2 separate regions of the Homo sapiens genome follow, and region 1 is linked to region 2. Evidence: read pairs that join two places in POLR2A ChIA-PET (ENCODE). Cell type or tissue: PC-9. All regions are shown on one strand. Links, peaks and the distances in the headings refer to the core of each region. The heading gives the core; the rest is flanking DNA.

Region 1 (2,812 bases), core at 216-2,715, 120 kb after region 2:
CTGCAAGGCTAATTGTCTGGAAATGACTTTCTTCTTATTTACTGTGCTATATTCTGCTTAGCTGGCTAAAAACGCCACCCCAGCAAACAGTGCTAGGGAAATTAATAATACATACAGAGAACAGTTTTAATTAGTATAATACCAAATGTTAATAAAAGATTTATGACACCGTTAGAAAGTTCTAATGGAAGAGATCTTTACAGCTTCAGGCTCAATTTGTCAGCACAGCCACGGCTGCCTTTCATGGGAGGCCAGATTTGGCTGATTTTGAGAGGCTGCTGGGGTGCAGAGGCCAGACCGGGGACCTCTACCTTTAAAAGAGGTTCGCTTGGAGCTACATAGAGAGTTCACACTAGAGGAGGGGAATTTGAGGCATGGATAGGAATGCTAATTTTAACTTGAACGAAGCCAAGTTATCTGCAAAGAGGAAGGCAGGCCAGCCTGAGTCCCTCTGGAGACATTTTCTGGGGTACCAGTGGTTTTTTGTCCGAACTAGAACAGGACTTTGAGAAGCTGGGCTGCTATTAATTCAAAAGCCATGGGAAACCGTATGCAGCGAACCCAGGAAAAGGACACGCGTAATATTTATTATCTCTTTTGCGTCATTTGCTTACACACATCTACAGTATTTAAATCTTCACAGCAGAAAGGTAGCATTAGCCTCGCTTTGCGGGTAAGCAAGTAAAGCTCTGGAGGGTAAGATCCTGGCCTGAGGTTTTATAGCTCGTGCATGGAGCAGGATTTGAACCCAGGTGTGAGAAAACCTCAGTGCCCTGACTCCTGCAAGGCAGCCCCAACGTGAGGAGCGGCTGACCCCATTCTTCCGCCGCGTGTTTTGTCCACATGATGTCAGCCACATGAGGGTCCAGACTGCAGGGGGCGCATCCAGGCAAGCAACTGGGGGCTTGCATTTTCACGTGGGTGGGCTGGCGCATTTCCACCTCTTACTGTCCTTGCCCCTTTATATGTCCACCTTCCCTACTGTGGTATGAGCTCACAAGAGCAGGGGCTGTTTCTTACCTCCTGGGGGTTCTCAGTGCCTGGTACATAGTAGGCATTAAAAAAAAAAAAAAAAAAGAATAAGTCCAAGGAAAAAAAGGAAGTGAAAAGGAGAATCAAATACAGCTTCAGTTTTCGGTGTTAACGGGAGAAATACTGACCTTGCATAAATATATTGTGTTGTGTTGCAGAAACTCACCCGCCTCCCGGCCACCAAGCCCATGCAACACTGGCTCAAGTATAAGGGGTTATTATTGTTGCCATTTTTTCCAGCCCCCAAGGGTCAGGTCTTGGGAGCAGCGGGAATCCTTCCTACGGTAAGCTGATTCTTTCTTAGCTCCCGTAATAAAAACTGACCAAACCAGTTACTTTCCTAACATTCTCTCCAATTTGAGAAGCTCCGTATCATGAGGCACTTGAGGGCTGATGGCTCATTTATCCAGCCCTGGATTAAAAGAGAAAAAAAACAAAAACAGCGAAAGTTCTTGGACAGAAATTTTCCAGGATATGTGGTAAAATAGCATGGGCTGTTTCTAGAAAAAGAAGCACAGTGTCTGAGACCCGGCCCGCCCTGGGAGGGACCCGAGAGGCTAGTCAGAGCACATTGCTCTGCAGAGCTGTTCCCTCTGAGAAGGAATCTTAGTCCTTCAGTGGGTGAAGGGTTAAACAGATTGTGGAATTTTTTTTTTTTTTTTTTTTTTTTTGAGACGGAGTCTTGCTCTGTCACCCAGGCTGGAGTGTAGTGGCACGATCTTGGCTCACTGCAAGCTCTGCCTCCCGGGTTCACACCATTCTCCTGCCTCAGCCTCCCAAGTAGCTGGGACCACAGGGGCCCGCCACCATGCCTGGCTAATTTTTTGTAGTTTTAGTAGAGACGGGGTTTCACCGTGTTAGCCAGGATGGTCTCGATCTCCTGACCTTGTGATCCGCCTGCCTCAGCCTCCCAAAGTGCTGGGATTACAGGCGTGAGCCACCGTGCCCAGCCCAAATTGTGGAATATTACTCAGCCATAAAGAGGAAGGAAATATTGATACATGCTGCAATGTGAATGTGGATGAACCTCAAAACCACGTTGCTATGTGAAAGAAGTCAGACTCACACTTGTACTCCCAGCACTTTGGGAGGCTGAGGCAGGGGGATTACTTGAGGTCAGGAGTTCGAGACCAACCTGGCCAACATGGTGAAACCCCATCTCTACTAAAAATACAACAAAATTAGCTGGGCGTGGTGACGGGTGCCAGTAATCCCAGCTACTCAGGAGTCTGAGGCAGGAGAGTTGCTTGAACCCGAGAGGCTGAGGTTGCAGTGAGCCGAGAACGTGCCATTGCACTCCAGCCTGGGCAACAAGAGTGAAACTCCGTCTCAAAAAAAAAAAAAAAGAAATCAGATACAAAAGCCACAGATTGTATGACTTCATTGATATGAATTGTTCTGTCCTGGAACAGGTAATTCCATAGAGATAGAAAGGAGATTAGTGTTTACCAGATGACAGGGGAACTGGGAGTGATTACTTAATGGGGCGATGAAAAAGTTTTGAAACTTAGATAAAAGTGGTGATTGCCTAACTTTGCAAGTGTACTAAATGTCACTGACTTGTACTCCTTAAAACGATTATATGTTATGTGAATTTAATCTAATTTTTAGAAGTCATTTAAAGAATATTAGCATTAAGTGTCCAGAGATACATTTTCCTGGGTGTTCATCACAGCAGTGGCTGTAAGAGGGGGAATTTGGAAATAACCATACGTCCATCATTTAAAAGTTAGCCACATAAAATCAATTGTGCTATGGAATAAGAAGAGGTAGCCATCAA
Region 2 (2,812 bases), core at 120-2,619:
CAGTATTTGGAGACCCAGCTCAGAGAAGTCACTTTTTTGGTGCCGTTAAATATTGATAACTTAAAAATGACTTCCCCCAAATGATTGTTTATGTTGGAGTTGAAGGGATAATCTGGCTAACATCTTTAGGGATCAATGAATCCTACCATTTGACATTTTTGAGGGGAGATTTGAATCTCCATCTCAATTAGCAAGGCTGGGAAGATCATTTTATCTCTTCAAGGCCTAACCCATCATGCCACAGTTTTTCATTATCATGAAGATAATGAATGGACATGGAAAGGGAAAAATAAATAAGTCAAGGTTTGTCATTTGGTGTAAAATTTGAATTGACCTTTGCCAAGGGTTAGTACAGACAGGAAAAAAAAAAAAAACCCCCCACAGAAATGCCTTATCATGTAAGAGTTAAAAGAGCATAGACTTTGGTGATAGACAGACCCGGCTTAAAATCCCAGCTCTTCATTTACTGTGTTGTGAACCTTGGCAAGTCATTTCACCTGTCTGAGTCTTGGTTTTCTCATTTGAAAACAGATACAATTCAGTATCATGGTATATTGTAACCATTAAAATAGGTAAAGTGTACTCTGTATAATGTCTGGCACATTTTTGGTAGTTGTAAATGGTCGTTAATATTGTTCTAATAGTGTTGTATGACTTATGTTTGATCCCAGCAGGAAGTGATATTGTATGCAAGTCATCTAAGTGTTATATAATGCTTTCATGTCTTTTATGCATGAAACCATCAGAGCATGTGAAAAAAATTATATAATCTGAAAGCTAATTTACTTTTTAATCTAAACTATTTCTCAGTTACTTTTTTTAAACCCTCCTTATCCAAAGTTTCCTGTAAATTAAATTGCAATAGAAACTTCTTAAAGGTAACTGTCAACTACTATGCCACAGTTATGGCCAAAAATATAACTAATAGGGGATCTAGGCATGTTTTAGGGAGAACTCTACATATTATAAAAATTTTTAAACATTAATTTGATACTGACATATCTTTAATTATTATTAAAATATACTTCATCAGATTTATGTACCCAGAGAAGGGTTACAGATAAAATTTTTATGTCATTGAGTAATCATGCACATGGTTTTTATCTACATATAATATGTACAGAGATTATGAAATTTCAACATGGAAAGTCTTAAAATTCTCTTAACAGTGACAGTTAAACTGGAATTATATATGACCCTTTTATTTCTGCCTTTTTTTTAATTTTTAAGATACGGGGTCTTGTATGTTGCTCAGGCTGGACTCAAACTCCTGGGCTCAAGCGATCCTCCCACCTCAGCCTCCTGACTAGCTGGGACTGTGGTGCTACAGGTGTGCTCCACTGCACCCAGCTTGACTCTTTTATTTCTCTAAACATAAAGAGCAACTCTCAAAATCAAAATTTTCATTATTTGAAAAATAATAAAAGTCTACTTTGGGCACTGTAATATCGATGGTGATCTTGAAACCAGTCTACAACTCTAGGCTATCTAGTGATTAACATTTCATGTTTTTCTCTTCAACAGTTTCAACCAAGAGTCAAGGTCAGAAACCTTCCCCTCAGTGTCAAAGAAGAACTATCTGCCGTAATTGATACTGCCCAAAATTTAGAGAAGATACTGTATTGTTTTCCATTTCCTTATTTAGCTCCTTTGGGGGTAGCGGGGGAACCTTTCTGAAATGAAACTTTTGTCCAGCAGATGGCAGAAAATAGCAAACGGAAAATCTTGGGACTTAATGTTTTCTTGTGAACTAGAAACCTTTGTCTCCTCCATTTGACCATAGATGTTGAAGTTATCAGGGTCAGGGGCGGAGAGAAGTGTCAGTTATGCCAGAAGCTGTGTTAGATTGCCAAATGGGGTGGTTTGGTACTGGCGTTGCTTATAATAATTGAGTTTCAGTAGCAAATCAGCTTCCTTGGGAAAAGGCCAAGGGCTTTTCATAATTGTATTGACAACAAAATGAATATGATAAATGGTGTTCATTCAGTTGAGACAAGATTTATAGTTTTCCTTTGGGCGAGGGATGAAGAGCAAATATTTATAATAATAGTAAAATTTGTTTAAAAGTTATATTATTTGATAATTCAAAAAGCTTTATTAAAATATTTTGAAATACTTTAAGCAGTTTCAGGTGATAAAGTACAGATTCTTTTCAAAGTATTCAAGTAATGCAAAAATGAATAAGTATGATAAAAAAATGCCATGGATATGAAAGTCATTTATTTTTCCTGAAATATTGATATGTCAAACCGTCAGTGATGATTTCCACATTACTGCTGGGGAAAGTTTATTTGCCTTTTATCCACATAAATGTGTGTTCTTTAATTTGTTATACAATCCTTAGCATGCAGAAGAAACATCCTGTAAGAGCACATGTCATCTTAAAGTCAAAATGCATTTTATTTATGGCGATTATTTGATAAAATGCTATTTTAGTGGTTAGCTATTTAATTCAAAAACATTTCTATAAACACTGACTGCATTAACTGCCACACAAACTACATTGCTTTTCACTCTGTCCTTCCAAAACTAAATTGCCTGAAACTACACAGCAACCATCTTGATAAATGGTTTCCAGGGCTGGAGAATTGAAGGAAGATCATTGACATACTTCTTTGCCCCTATGATGGGAATGCAACAATAAGAAAACACCTTAGCTTGCAGTGCATCTGATCTCCTTGTTTAAAATTTTCCTAGATCATACTTAAACTGAAGTATCAAAAATCCAGAGGGAAGTTGGGAAAAAAATTAAGAATTTGTATGACATTATTTCCTCATATGCAGTCTTTTAACTGTTAAAATCTGATCATTG

Evidence for each region. ChIA-PET counts read pairs that join two places held together with the same protein. Peaks named below come from ENCODE experiments on the same cell type or tissue, not always from the same donor. Only the 100,000 strongest peaks of a DNase experiment are listed, where the experiment ranks them.
Region 1: POLR2A ChIA-PET joins it to region 2 with 5 read pairs; 2 of 35 experiments call an interaction of 5 or more read pairs at or near these places.

The regions. Positions count from the first base shown.
Region 1 is chr5:171,323,144-171,325,955 of GRCh38, forward strand. No RefSeq gene overlaps it. Among named protein-coding and RNA genes, the nearest start is that of TLX3, 15 kb to the left of the region's middle. In PC-9, for the core only: no CTCF peak of the experiment used is centred there; a DNase peak (open chromatin) is centred at 1,368; H3K4me3 peaks cover 570 bases.
Region 2 is chr5:171,205,783-171,208,594 of GRCh38, forward strand. All of the region lies in intron 20 of RANBP17 (RAN binding protein 17), which reads left to right. Among named protein-coding and RNA genes, the nearest start is that of TLX3, 100 kb to the right of the region's middle. In PC-9, for the core only: CTCF peaks have their summits at 1,681 (motif pointing right) and 1,883; no DNase peak of the experiment used is centred there.